Regions from separate parts of the Mus musculus genome. Here all the other regions are linked to region 1. A link is a loop called in an ENCODE intact Hi-C map of the cell type or tissue named here. Cell type or tissue: left cerebral cortex. All regions are shown on one strand. Region 1 overlaps Babam2 (BRISC and BRCA1 A complex member 2). Region 2 has its middle 7.6 kb from the start of Gm38424. Region 3 overlaps Babam2 (BRISC and BRCA1 A complex member 2).

Evidence for each region. Hi-C counts contacts between places; a loop is a spot of excess contacts. Peaks named below come from ENCODE experiments on the same cell type or tissue, not always from the same donor. Only the 100,000 strongest peaks of a DNase experiment are listed, where the experiment ranks them.
Region 2: a loop joins it to region 1, with 6 times the contacts of the local background. A loop is called at or near these places in 2 of 42 quality-filtered maps.
Region 3: it touches region 1 in a loop (3-fold over the local background); 3 of 42 quality-filtered maps call a loop at or near these places.

Annotation. Positions count from the first base shown.
Region 1 is chr5:31,747,177-31,752,176 of GRCm38, forward strand. The region is part of intron 3 of Babam2 (BRISC and BRCA1 A complex member 2); the gene reads left to right. Among named protein-coding and RNA genes, the nearest start is that of Babam2, 52 kb to the left of the region's middle. In left cerebral cortex, no CTCF peak of the experiment used is centred here; DNase peaks (open chromatin) are centred at 2,672 and 3,590; H3K27ac peaks cover 1,702 bases.
Region 2 is chr5:31,586,863-31,591,862 of GRCm38, forward strand. No RefSeq gene overlaps it. Among named protein-coding and RNA genes, the nearest start is that of Gm38424, 7.6 kb to the right of the region's middle. In left cerebral cortex, a CTCF peak has its summit at 2,014 (motif pointing right); DNase peaks (open chromatin) are centred at 3,121 and 4,454; H3K27ac peaks cover 496 bases.
Region 3 is chr5:31,878,958-31,883,957 of GRCm38, forward strand. The region is part of intron 6 of Babam2 (BRISC and BRCA1 A complex member 2); the gene reads left to right. Among named protein-coding and RNA genes, the nearest start is that of Gm52770, 120 kb to the right of the region's middle. In left cerebral cortex, no CTCF peak of the experiment used is centred here; DNase peaks (open chromatin) are centred at 2,803, 3,171 and 3,561; H3K27ac peaks cover 1,416 bases.

The DNA.
Region 1 (5,000 bases):
GCCTTAAGAGTCTATTTAGTGTTGCTTGTATCTATATGATTTTAAGGCTGACCACTTAGTATTGAATAACAAATGACTAATAGAGCTACTAAAGCACTATGGGTATTTAGTGACTAACTTTGGCATAGTCAGCCTATTTTTGCATCCCCAGGGAAGGAGCTTCAGTTGTCCTGATATATTATCATCCTTACATGTTGTTGGATTCAATTTGTTAATGTTTTGTTGAGTATGCGTCGGTGTAGTCATTTGTTATGTTGGCTTATATTTTTCCTTAGTATGTTTCCTGGATTTTGCATAGTAGTTAAATGCAAATTAATAGACTAAATTGAGAAGTACACATTCTATGAATGTTCATCAAGAATTCATATTATTTTTTCTTTAACTTTTTGTTGAAATTTGCTAGCAAAACCATCTTGGATCTGGCCGTTTCTTTGTAGGAGGGTTTAAAGGGTAAATGAAATGTTCTTAATGGACATAGTAAGCAGAACCATCTTATAATGGGTGACTGTTGCTAGTTTGAACATCCATCCCGAGTGACATAAAAATTTGTATTTTGTTCCCCTATTTTTGAAAATGTCTGTGGTAGTAATGCCACTTTGATGTTTCCTGGTTTAGTTATTTATCTCTTCCCCCTGCCTTTTCCTCATGGTCCTGGCTAGTAATTTATCAGTTTGTTAGTGTTAGCAAGCAAGCAGCTTTTGCTTTCGTCCATCTTTGTTTTTATTGTTTCCAGTTTTACTGCTTTTCCTTCTGATCTTTAATCTTCCTCCTCCTCCTCCTCCTGTTCCTCCTCCTCCTCTTTTACTATTGATCTTTCTTTTCTTTTCTTTTTTTCCCCTGGGTTATTTAAATGGAAAATGAAGTTCTTATCTTGATAGTGTCATGTTTTTCTGATCTTGTTTGTTTGTTTTTTTTTCGAGACAGGCTTTCTCTGTGTAGCCCTGGCTGTACTGGAACGCACTCTGGAGACCAGGCTGGCCTCGAACTCAGAAATCCGCCTGCCTCTGCCTCCCGAGTGCTGGGATTAAAGGCGTGTGCCACCACGCCCGGCATGTTTTTCTGATCTTAGCATTGAGCACTATGATGTTCTATCATTAGTATATTTAGCTCTATTCTGCAACTATTGCTGTGTTGTGCTTACTTTTTCTATTATGGTTTCAAATTTTCCTTTGGATTTTTTCACATAGAGATTATCTAGAAATATCTCATTTAATTTCTAGAATTCTGTATGTCTTTGTTACCTTATTGATTTTGAATTTAATTTCATTGTAGAGATTATTCTTTATATGACTTAAATCACTTTGAGTTTTTTGAGACTTGTTTGATGGCTCAGGATATGAATGATCTTAGCAGGTGTTCTTTGTGCATCCAAACGAATGTGTGCTCTGCTGTTATTTGGTGGAGTGCTCTGTAAATAACAGCTCAGTCAAATTGGTTGATAGGATTTTCAGATGTCACATACTGCTTTGTATGTCTGTCTTCTTGTCACCGTGGGGGTTCAGAAAGGGTCACTGAGTTCTTTGAGTGTGATTCTGAGTGTGTGTTAGGAGTGTGGCATGTTTTATTCATTTATGTTGTCTGTCAGCTGAGTGCCATGAAAACTGCCGACTGCAGTTGTAGACCTACCAGGCTTCAGTGTTCCATCAGCCTTTGCTTCATATATATTGAAAGCTGTGTTGTTAGATTAAAAAAAAGTGTAAGATTATGATGTCTATACACCTTGCTCTTAGGATATTGTTTGTTCTGAAATCTACATTAATTGATATTTTTAAACTATTTGGGTCTTTACATTTAGAGTGAATTTTGTATAGCAGCATGTAACTGGATCTTGGCTTTTAATTCTAACAGTCTTTGTTTCTTGGTTGAACTGTTTGTATCATTTCCATTTAATATGATTATTGATGTATTGGATGGATCAATGCATAAATATACCTAGCGTCTTGTGGTGATACATAATTCATATTATCGAATACCTATGTGTCTAGTAATCATCTTTGAATTTCAGACCTATTCTCCTTTTTGCAAGATTATGGCACTAAAAATATTGTCCTTCTGTCCAAAAGGAAGGGGCTTTACAAATACACCTTTTTAGAATAGTACAGGAGATATTTTAACATTCCAGTCTGACCTCAGAATGAAGAATTTTCAGAAAACTAGGTCCTTACTGGAGGTGTTAATAGGGCCTGAATATGTTTCTGCATAGTCTTTTTCCTTTATCTTTTTGGCCCTTAATGACAGAATGACCTTACACATAGGGTATTTCAATTAGAAGCTGGCAAAAGATCTTATGAGCCATTTTATGGCCACTTCAGATAACCCAGTTACTCTAGATCAGGTCAGGTTTCACAGCAGCAGTCTTTTCATGGCATGATCTAATCTCCTTGATCACTGGATCATTGGTCTGCCTTGGGGGAACATGGCTGAGATGACATATTTCATCCTCCTGAGAAATATATCCCACTTCCTAGTTTCTAGCATATGACATTCATACTAACTTGTGTACATTGATAATTGCTGTCTCTATTCCTGTCTATATGCAGATTTTCCTTTCTGGGCCATGTATGGATCTTCTCTATTTTAAAATTATAAAGAAAGACTTTTGTGTGATATAAACAGCCTAATCTTTCTTAGTAGAGTTTTAAAAAGACTGTTCCCAGACTGCTGCCGAACCTCCAGCTTGTAGAAATCCCTTTCACATCCCAGATCTAAGCAAGATAATCACCGTATAGATATAAAACCGAATTCACTGGTGACGCTGCTTTGGTATTTACCTGTTGACACCATCCCTGTTAATATCATTTGCATACACCCTCCACACACTCAAATGCTATATGATTGCTGACTTGTAGAGGGAAGGGAACTTAATATCTTGGTAGGATTATATTTTTAGAGATGGAGAATTATATCCATTAAAAAAAACTTAGCCAAAAATATGGCAAAATCAGAAAATGCTTGCAAGATTTGGGATATTCTAGGGAATTACAGAGATTTCAAGTAAAGACCAAGGATCTCTAATTTGTGAGGAGAATAAAGAGGCAGAGGCAACAGAGAGATGGGTAGACAGCCCTTGTTGGAGGAAAAAGAGAAAATGATTAAAAGTTTTTAAATGTATTCTGAAAAAAATAAAAAATGTATTCCGAATCAAATCTGTACTCCTCCCCCTCCTTGGGCCTTAGACATTGGAATCTGTCCCTATTATTGTTTTTCTCATGGTAAGCCCCTGCTTGATAGTGGTTGTGTTCAGTACATAGCAGAGCTGCAAACCAGCTCTCATTAGTTCTTTCTTTGTACTTGTGCCTAACCCTCTCCTTCTGGAGAAATGCCAGTTTGCCACTAAATTTAAATAAATAAGAACATGTCTCATCAATAGGGGTGGCAAATTTAGCCCCTCTTTAGAGCACTGAGCAATTTATGACCATATGTTAAATACCATAAAACAGCTTTAAAGCTTTGGTCCCTGGCCATTGCCAGATTGTACCGTAGGAGTGCGGCAGCGCTGCGAGGGACTGGGAATCTTTCCTCCGGCCCTTGCAGGCCTCAGCAACTCACTGATGTCACAGCCAAAGGGGCCTGTTTTCAAACATTCCCTTTATAAAGGTGAGAGCCCACAAGATCCCACTTGGCATTTGGGTACCGAGAAAGCAAGACTTCTTTTTAACTCATGAGGGTCAAAATTAGTATGGAAGTGTTGTGTGGGAGATGGAGCAGCTTGTCAGGGTGAGTGTGGGAGGCACGCACGTCAGGAGTAGGCAGTCGATGTCCTTCTCATTCTTGTTCTTGGAGCATGAACTGGGCTTTACATGGTACCAGGCAACCAAATACTGCATTTCTCACTCATTTCCTTCTTGCCAGCTTTCATGGAATTAATATTAATGTTACAACAATTTAAAAATTTCATACTAAGGAGCTGCCAGCTGTAAGGATTCCTTTTCTCCCAGGAGCGTGACTCATTATTTGGTGAACTCCAAATATTAGTTTTTCTTTTTACCATCATCACTGCCTGTGACTCACACATGGCATATCGTGGGCTCATGGCTGAGATCATGTTGGTGCGTGCAGGCAAACATGATTCTTGCTCAGGTGGTTCTGCATGGTCTCAGATGGAGGCTCAACACAGACGGAAGAACAATGGAAGCAGGGCCAGGACCACTAAGTGCAGATAGGCCTGGCAAGGCTCTGGGTAGCATTTCTCTGATGCATCTTCTGGAAAGATAACTGTTCTCTCAGAGAAAGATGATGGAATTTGGTTGTCAAAGGTCCAGGATCCCCAGCCTTCTGGAATGTGTATGTGCCAGCCTCAGGGGTGAAATCTGGCAGTTCGTGTGTGCTCTGTGCTCTGTCCTCCCTGTGTAGACCATTCTGTTTGGTCCTCTATCAGTAGCTGCTTTCCTGTACATGTGAGGCAATTGGCATGTGTCTCTAGGACGTGCAGTTGGGAAGCTCTGTTGTATTCTTCATAAGGCAGGAAACACACTATTGTTTCTTGTTGTTGCTTTCTTCCTTTGAAAGAACAAATTACTTCAAACTTTGGCAAATTATAAAGGCTTTGGATAGGTAGCAGTTTGAAAGAACTCTGCCCATATTGCTGGACTAGGGCAAAAATGCAAGTGATCTTTCTTGTCACCTCTAAGTCTGGCCTTGTTTTCCCATGATGCAGATGTGTGCAGTAGAACATCTGTGAAGAGTGGAAGTCCTCTCCCCAGTGCAGATGAAGTCTTTAGAGGGACAACAGGATTTTGCTTTGCTTAGAGTGTTTGATTTTAAGCTTCAGTCTAATTAATTAGGCCATATTGTTGCCTACTTAATTCTTCTGTTTCTTTCAGCACTCAGAACTTCTGCTCCTGTTACTGGCATCTGTTAAGTCTCTTTACCTGAGTGAATTTCTTGAGTATTTGCCTCACAGTTTTCAAACTATAATGAACACAGAAGTGGTTAAAGTACCCTCTTCACCCTTTAAGATGAGAGAAACATCACTTTAGTCGTTTCTCAGTATCTTGCCA
Region 2 (5,000 bases), 160 kb before region 1:
TCAGTTTCTGGAAAGGACCCTGATGCAAGACCCACTGAGCCCGCTGGGCCAGCCCACGGCCCGAGGCAGCTTCTCTGCCAGCTTCTCCTGAAGGACCAACTGGACTGTTGTTGCTCGAGGAGGCTGCAGCCAGAAGGTCTCCTAGGCTATAGGTGCTTCAAAAGGCCACACCAACTTTGCAAGAGGCAGCCACACTCTCCCTTAATTTTTATGCAGGAATGCCCTGGGGACACTACCCAGCCACCCAGGGGCCAGGCCTTCTGCCTGCAGTGACAATTGTCCCGTTGCTTCTCATCCCTTTCTTCAGAAAGTCTCTATGCCTCTGCCTTCTGTCTCTCTCTCTCTGGGAAGTGGTTACGTGGGACTTCTAGGTAGTAGCCCTGTTCCTAGCTGGCTTCTGGTGACTGCAGAGCTGAGCTAAGCCTAACTCAGTTTATAATCTGAGTGATAAGAAGGAGACAGAGGGTGGAGAGCCAGGAAGATGTACCTGAGACAGGAGGAGGTGAACTGGCATGAGTCTGCTAAGAGACTGAGACCATAGGAACTTCAGAGTCCATACTCCGAGACCTACAGACAGGTTTCTGTCTGTCCTCATGGGGTTTTGAAAATTGGGGAGTTCATGAGAAAAATCCAGATTTCTAGGCTAAATGTGGTGGCAGACACCTGTGTTCCCAGAACTCGGCATGAGGCAGAAAGGTTATGTAGTTTGGGCAAGTCCCAAGCCAGACTGCGCTACACAAGAAGACCTTATCTCTTAAGAATAAAAACATACACAAACAAACCAGATTTCTTATTCTTCTGGACAAATTAAAAAAAAATCTGGTGACAGCAAGCCCACGCTTCCCGTGTATCGGAAGCCAAGCTTTGAGGGCCCTATGGCTTTTTCTTGGTCCTCTTTATTTAAACTTTCTGCCAGTTCAGGGATACCTGTGACCTCCTTGATCCCCTCTAATGCCCTGGGGGGCGGGGGGGGGGTTGAAAGCTTCATCTCAGGAAAGAAACTCGGAGAGAGTGTGGCTTCCCACTTTGTATGAGGCCACAGCCAGGGAGAAGTAGACGAAACTGGACTCCCTGATTATCCAAGCTGTTTTCTTCCTCTGCTTTTCTTGTGTATGAGATCTGGTACTTCCTGTCCAGCTCAGTGGACTACAGATATATACACTGGGTGACAACTCCTTTGGGGACTTCTAGGCCACTGCAGAGTCCTGAGCCATGCTAAGCAGCTCTAAGAGGCTCTGGCGAAGCACTTTACCAAACCACAGTGCATTGTGGCTTAGGAGCCTACAGCAAATAATAAGACACAGAGGTCCTCCACAAGGGAGCACTGACCTCTGGCCTCTCTGAGAGGTGCTGTCCCTTCCTGGCTCCCTCCTGGCTCTGGAAGTGATTTGCTCCATATGGCCATAATAGAAGTGGGTGGATGATAGTCAGGCCTCCTTGGCCCACACCTCCCAGTTCATCTAGCCCAGTCAGACGTCCTTGAATGAAAGACCTGGTTAGATGTGCAGGCTACCCTAATGGCTTCTAGAAATGAATTGAAAAGCAGCAACTTCAGGTCAAAGGGGTCAGTGTGAGCTGAGGTAGCTACTACAAACAGCTCTTTACAGTTTGTTTATTTTAAAATATTAATTTAATAAAAAATGAGCAGGTTCTATTTATGCATTTAGGAACACACACACACACACACACACACACACACACACGTACAAATGTAGCAACCACTAATGAAAAAGAGACCGTGAGTTTGAAATAGAGTAAGAAAGGTTTTGGAGGGAGTAAGAGGTGTATTATAATCTCAAAAATACAAGAAAGGAGTTATATATTCCAGAAGAGGGCATCAGATTTCGTTACGGATGGTTGTGAGCCACCATGTGGTTGCTGGGATTTGAACTCAGGACCTTTGGAAGAGCAGTCGGCACTCTTAACAACTGAGCCATCTCGCCAGCCCTTTTATTTAATTTCTGTGGATGTTTTGCCTACATGCAGTGCTCGTGGAGGCCAGGAGAGGGCGGCAGATCCCCTGATTTGGAGTTAGAGATGGTAGTTGGTCCTCCTGTGGGTGCTGGAAATCGAACCCAGGTCCTCTAGAAGAGCAGCCAGTGCTCTTAGCCCCTAAGCTCCAACCTCTCTTTACAGTTTATAGAAACTCTTATCTTCATGTAGCCTGTGGTTCTCCAGCCTTGTGAGCCACACAGTTCACGGGTGCTCATACAGGGGAGGCACGGAATTGCACAATTGCCTCAAAACTTGAACAACTTTACTTCATCTTTTGTTGATTTTTGAGGCAGGGTTTCTGTAGTCCAGGCTTGGGCTGCCTTTGTGGCTGAGAATGATGTTAGACTTTTCATCCTCCTTCCTGTCTCTACTTCCAGGGTGTGAGGATCGCAGGTATGCACTATCACACCCTGTTGATGCAGCACTGGAGCTCAAACCCGGGACACTGCATGCTAGGCGAGCACTCTGCCAACTGAGCTACACCTCTGGTTCAACGTCACCTTTCCTTTGTTTTTATTTCCTCATTGATGAAAACAAATCAGAGGTGTGCTGGCTCACACCTAAAATCCCAGCACATGAGGAGCTGAAGCAGAGAATCACCTCAGCCTGGGCTACAAAGTCAGACTGTCTCAGAATAAATAAATAACCATAAAATAATAAGATAATATTCTTGCTTAAGCAAGATTGGTGAGTGCAGAACTCTTAGGATGTGTCGTGGGTGGAATACCTTAAATGTATGTCACGAGGACTAATGACACAACGTGCGGACGATCAGAGACCCTGGAGGAGAGTGGTAGGCGAGTATTAAGTGCTTCTCAGTTGAGTGAACTGTACACTTGTTCATAACGAAGTCTGAGGGGTACACACAGGAAGAGGGAAGCAGTGGGACTCCCTGCGGCTTTTGTAGCCTTTCCTGCACATTTTCTGCGTCTCATGCCAAGTTGCCCTTTATCCCAAGCCTTTGGACTTCTAGCGGCTGGAAGCAGAAAGTTATCTGTAGATGATGGAGTGCTGGGCCTGGGCTGTGTAATGACCAGCCTTCCGCTTGCTTGAAGTTTCCGCTGGGAGGCTGGAAGCCGCAGCATCCAGATGGCTAATTGCCTCGTGCCTGTTTCTGCAAATCACAGTGATTCACTGTCCCTGCCGAAAACACGCTCTCTTTTCAAAGATTTAATGGTTTCCAAAATTAATTTAGCCTCATCTGTTGTGCCTCTGCCCTCCTGCACTGTCCCCTCCCCCTAAGACCCCCTTTCCTTTCTCCCTGCCTTCCCCACAGGATGCAGCGCTCTATCCCATGAAGCTGTCACTCACACTCCAGGGCCCTTTTCAGGGTCACCTGAGCACAAACTGAGCTTGGAGCTGTTGGTGGGAGCCTAGGAGGGCAGGGCTCGTGCTATCGACTGTTCCCATAGTCTTCCGTGCTCAGCTACCCAGCCCTGCTCTGACCGACACCCCCAGATGTCGGGAGAGTTCTGAGCAGCTACCCATCCGCACTGATTTGTTTCTAAAATTCCCAAAAGTCATCAGAGGGTCAGAATGATGCTGATGGCAGCTCTCAGCCTGACCGGGTATAGACTCACCTAGAAGACAAACCTCTCCATTAACTGTGAACAGAGCCATCCGTGACTGCGGTCCAGAAGTGGACCCGGGCACTGCATTCATTCCTCTCTGCTTCCTGATAGCTGATGTAACAAGACCAGCACCTCAGGCTCCTGCTCCCATGATTTCCCTACCATGACAGACTGTACTTTAAACTGAGAGCCATAATAAACCCTTCCACCTGGCTTTCAGCAGGCCTTCCACCATAGTAACAAGACAGGGGACCGACATAGATACCATCTATTGATGCCTATTCGATACCTGGAGTTTTAGTTCCCCCTTCCATATATTCCCATAGAAGTGTAGTACACATTTAATTAAACAAACTCAATGCTTATGTTGTCTTCACTCTGCACATAACATGGCCACTACTGAACAGTGGTGCTCTTTAATTACATCCCCTCCAACTACTATCAACTACCTTGTCTCCTGAGCTAACTATCGGCTTTTCTTTTGCTTAACTCAGAAGTAGCTGTTGCGAATATTTCCCATGTGTATGCCTTAACTGTCGAGGACAGTTTTTCCTGAATGGCCCCTTGTATCATCTGGTAATCTATCACCACCCCGCCCCATGCACACCCACTACTGGAGGCCTCCTGGACCGACTGTCATCCTGATCCAAGTTGGATGGGCTCCTCTCTGCACCTGGGGCTCAGGTGTCATCACAGGACGCCGTGTAATCAGCAGCACCCTCCGGATTCCTCCTCAGACTTTTAGAGTGCCCTTGTTTCTTGTCTTGGCTTAGCCTTCCATTTCACTGAATCATATCTTTTACTATAGTCCTAAGAAAAGGTGCGTGGGAGGTAAAATCTTTTGAGTTCTTACATATCTGAAAATACCTTTCCCCACGCTTAGCCTTTATTTGGCCAAGTGTAAAATTCTGGGATAAAAGTACTTTTCACTCAGAATGCTGGGTCCCTACCACCTCTTTCTTCAGCACCATGTGCTTCTGTTGGAAGCTCTGATGCCACCTGCATTCTTACTCCTTCCCACAGGCCTTGGCTTTTTCTTTCTAGAAGCCATTCGCTCGCTCCACTACCTGGACATTCTGAATGTTGAGATATTGCTTGGCATTTTCCTCCATTCTGTGTGACACTTAGTGGGCGCATTTAATTTGAGATTTATTTCCTTCTCTTCTGGGAAACTTTATTTCATTATTGTTGGGTTTTTGTTTGTTTTGGGGTTTGTTTTGTTTGTTTCTTTGTTTTTTCGAGGCAGAGTTTCTCTGTGTAGTCCTGGCTGTCCTGGAACTCACTCTGTAGACCAGGCTGGCCTTGAACCCATAGAGATTCATCTACCTCTGCCACCACCTGGCTCATTATTATTGTTTTAAGATAGGGAGTCATTATATAGCCCAGGCTGCCCTTACTTGTGATCCTCCTGGCTCAGTTCTTCCTCAGTGGGCC
Region 3 (5,000 bases), 130 kb after region 1:
CCGATTAGAGAAAAACAGCAATATTTGAGAGAATTATTAAGCCCATATATGTACACAAGTCTTGGTATGCAATTGAATATAAACATTCTGTACATTTGTTAATGTATTTCTGTGTTTTTGTTTGCTTGGTTTGGTTTTTTAAAGATAAAGTCCTGTTAGATGTCACAGCTGGCCCATTCACTGTCTTCCTGCCTCAGCCATCTGAATGCTGGAAGTTTAGGCATGTGCCACAATGCCTGTCCCTGAGTTTCTGTTTTCAAAATGTATGATCTTTTCTGTTTTCCTGGTGCATTTATATATTTTTTTAATTTTTTAAAGTTAAAGCTATATCTAATTTACTACAAAATATAGATATTACAGCATGTCTGTTCTTTGGCCATTTGAAAATAAGTGTTTGTCATGATGGACACAAGCTCCTTATGCTTTGATACATACTTCTTACAAGTGAGAGCCTCCCAGTAATTGTATATGCAGTTCAGGAAGTTAACATTGGTTCATTACTACCATCCAGTTTTAAGATCCATTCAAATTTCACCAAGTCACCTAGTGAGTTCTTGATAGCAGAATAATTCATGTTGACATTGTGTGATATCTTCAGCTATGTGTTTCTTCAGCCTGTAATAGAACTTTAGTTTTCCTTTGGCATTCACAACATTTAACTGTGTGTGTGTGTGTGTGTGTGTGTGTGTGTGTGTGTGTGTGTGTGTGAAGCTTTGGGTCTGTCTGATATTCTATCATGACTGGATTTCATGACAGGACATCACAGAAATGAGCTGTACTTCCCTTTCGCCTCCTCTCAGGTGACATATCCTTTCTATAGCCACTTGGCTGAGGTTGTGCTCATCGCTTGTTTGAGATTCTGTCTACCATAATTTGGATCTTAAGCATCCCTCAATGGCCCACATGCAAAGGCTTGGTCCCCAACCCACAGTACTCTCAGAATGTAGGAGGCAGGATTATTGGGACCCCAGTTCCTCTTCCTCATCTTCCTTCTGCTACTCTCTCTCCCCTCCTCTCTTTCTGCCTCTCCCCCACCATCATGGGATAAACAGATCTTTTTCATCACATGTTCCTGAAAATGCTGATTATGTTGCCTTGGCTCAAGCAATCCCAGTCTAGAAATGCTGGTCCATGGTCCAGACTAAACTTCCTTCATGCCGCCTCCCTCCTGTTGTTTTCTCACAGCAGTAGAAAGCTGATGAGTGTGCTGTCTATCGTGTTTTCACTACAAAGTTACTTCACCTTTTGATTTGTGTATATTTTGTGCTAAGTTCTTTTGTATTCTGTCTTTGTCTGTATTAACAGACACGTACATAACTGATGCTTCTAATTTCAGTTCAGTGCAGGGGCACAGTTTCTCTTTTCCTCTGAATGCATTAAATATGATTCTCATTATCTTAGTGTGTTACTATAATAAAACATGTAGGTATTATTTATTTTAATTATATATCCGTTGATATGGAACCTGTCTTGCATTGTTGCTTCTTCTGCCTCCCCCCATGAGTGAGTATGTTCCCCATTATGCTTGAAGTCTGACATGGACCAAATTACCCTTTATTCAGATTTACCTCTGTTGCTGTGATCAAATAGCTTGGAGTGTAAACAGTTTATTTCATCTGAAACGTTACAGCTTGTCATCAAAGGAAGCCAAAGCAGAAACTCAAAGCAGGAACCTGACCATGGGAACTGAAACAGACTATGGAAGGATGCTTCTTATTGGCTTGTCCAGCTTCCCTTAGACAGTCCGGGACCATCTGTTCAGGCTATAGGAATGGCCACCTTAGGATGCATCTTCCTACATCAACCATATATCAAAAATAATAAAATAAAATAAAATAAAATGTAAAAGCCCAGCAGTGGAAGCAGGGGCTGTCTCTGACTCTTTCTACCTTCAGGAGCTCTTTCCTCCTACTGGTTGCCTCATCTAGCCTTAATAGGAGAGGAGGTGCCTAGTCATAGAGCGGGCTGGTTGAAGGAGGCCTGCCTTTTTCTGAAGAGAAAAGGAAGAGGAGAAGTGGGTTGGGGAAGGAACTGAGAAAAGGAAGAGAGGAAGGAGGGGAACCTACAGTTAGGATGTTATAAAACTAACTAACTAACTAACTAATTGAATTAATGAGTTTAAAAGTCCCACAGACACTCCAAGGCCAATCTGATCTAGGCAATTACTCAGTTGAGGTTCCTCTTCCTAGGTGACTATAATTTGTGTTAAGTTGACCAAAGAAGCCAGAATGCCCTTCTGTGTAGTCCTCGATGCTCTGCACCACTGTAGTGCTCCCTCTTCACCTCAGGTCAGTCATGCTGTCCTCACTCCAACCTTCTGAAGGTATTCAGGTTTCTGAAGGTCTCCAGATTCAATAAGTACTCCATTAATATCAGTATCTACTCTGTCATTCCTTTCTCATCACCCTGAAAAAAAAAAAAAAACCCAGTTTCTTAACTGAGATGCATCAAGGTTATTTATGATCTAGTTCTTAAACTTGTTCAGCTTCATCTCTTTCAGTTTCCCCCAATATCCGGTGCTTCAGCCTTCCTGAATAGTATTGTGCCTGTATGTGCCTCAGCATCTGTCTTTCTAATCTCCTACCCTTTTTGACTCCATGCAACACTGCATCACTTCCTCCTTGATGCCTCCTGAAGCCCCCAGCTTCAACCCTTTGCTAGCATCCCTGCCTTGCCCTTCCATTTAAGCACATACTCACTGCAACAGGATCACCTAGCATTCATTTACTTGTTTGCTTCCTGCTTGTGGCAGTGTGTCTGTCTCTCCATGGGGGAAAGCCTGGGATGTTCTGGTGAGGTTTGGGGAAGTTGCTTTTGTCCTTGTTTGTTGCTGTTGCTATCATTTTAACACGTTTCATTTCTTAGTAGTTTTTGAGAGCTGGATTGCTATGCATATTTTCTTGTGTCCTTACCCATATGTGATTAAATAACAGAGTCAAGAAACCCAAATAAGGGCTTCCCCTCTTCTGCTGGCCTAATTTCATTCTTTGATATCTACTTAGTAAAAACTTTTGTTCACTCAGAAACTTGAATCCACACTCTGGCGTGAATTAGAAACGTTAAGCTGTTAATAACTTCCCTGGAGAATTATGACTTGAAAGAATGCTTTGCTACTTTTATCATCAGTTATGCATCGTGAAATGTCACAATTTCTCTTCAGAATTTCTTTATAAGCACAAAGCTGCAAATGTTCATCAATTGATCTATCTCAAGCCCCTATTAGCTTAGAAATGAGAGGAACATTCTTTAGTAATCCAGGCCAATGAGAACTCCTAACTCAATTTATACTTCTAAATCTGGCATCAGCATTTCTATAATTAGTAAAGTTCTAGCAAATCCACCTACTCAAGATCTCTGCTAAGTCCAACATTTATAGTGGTTCATTACAGAGCTATTAATATCATAGTCTTTCCTCATATGAATATTTCTACTCTCCATAATTCACTGCAGGGACATTTTTGCTCTGTTCTTCCTCTTTTGGACCTTGCATTTCCTTTCTGATTCACACGGTCCTCAGTACGTGACAAAGAGTTTTCAAAGCAAATTTGGACTAGGAGAATCATGCAGAGGAAAAGCATTGCAGCAGGAGTCAGCAACACTGGATTTGGGTTTCTGCCCTGTGACTCACTCGCTCTGTACATAGCATAATCCACTTTCTTTATCTTAGTGTCTGTGAATCTGTGGGTGTTGGAATCAATGGTTACAAGCCTTTTCTTTTTAATATAAAACAGAATAATAATAGCTCGAGGTGAAGTGGTGGCCAGGTCCAGGAAGCCTGTCCATTGTTGCCCTGGGCTGCTCTGAGCAAACTCAAGAGAGGTGCAGACTCTAGTTCTCCATAGAGTATAGGGTGCAGCCTCTAAGGCTGTTCTTACCTTCATATTTTCTAAGTTTGTCTTTAGTGAACTCCCATCAACAGCAAGGAAGGTGTCCAGTCTCTCCACATCCTCACCAGTATTTGGTATTTTCTGGGCCGTTGCTTTTAAATACAGAAGTTGTCCTCATGGGTGTTTGATGGCACCCACTGTGTTTTGGGTTACTAACAACTTCTCATGAGCTCACTGGCCATTTGTTCATCTTATTTGGGTAAAAGTCTACTCAAATTCTTTGCACATTTTAACATCAGATTGTTTATTGTCTTGTTGAGTTTCAGGGGTTCTGTATGTGTTCTGGATATTAACTTGTGATAAAAATATGGTGTAGATGGTGTGGTTGTACATATCTTTAGTCCCAGCACTGGGGAGATAGAAGCAAGCAGATCTCTGTGAGTTCAGTATCAGCCTGGTCTACATAGTGAGTTCAAAGCCAGCCAGAGTTACACGATAAGACACATACATACATGCATACATACACACACATACACACATGAGACATGTGCATGCATATATATATCTCAGATGTTTTCTCTCACCTGCCGTTTTACTGCTAATCCTGATTTTTTTCATAAAGTCTGATTTATCAGTTTTTCTTTAGTTGTCTATATACTTATTTACAATTCCTAAACTTTACATAGTCTTCATTTTATGCAGCCTCCTAGCCCAGTGTGATCTCCTTCCTGCTTTTTCTCTTAAGTCACAGGGCTCACCCTGTTACTCTTCAGTTCCTTGTATTATGTTTGCCTCTGTTTTCTTTTCTTTAGTTGCTAGTTGTCTTAGCCAGTGCTTCTGAGACTTTAATGTGCATCAAATGTCCTAGCTGGTGCTTAGTTTGAATAGCATGGCTCCACGCTTCACCATCTATCCATATGGGTTTCAATACCTATGCTGTTCACAAAAGTTACATCACACCCTTATTTCTTGTTTCTGGGCTGTTCCTCTGTCTCTAGATGTTTGGAATTGAAATCCTGAAATCGAAAGAGGTATGAAAGCAGTTAGTGCTTATAACTTCCCTCAGGCTGGGAAAGCCAGATCTCTGCTCAATGGTTTTGTTTCTTTGTTTATTTTTGGTTTTTAAACCACTTTTGAAGCTTTTCTTGGAATACACATTACTCTTCTGTTTGC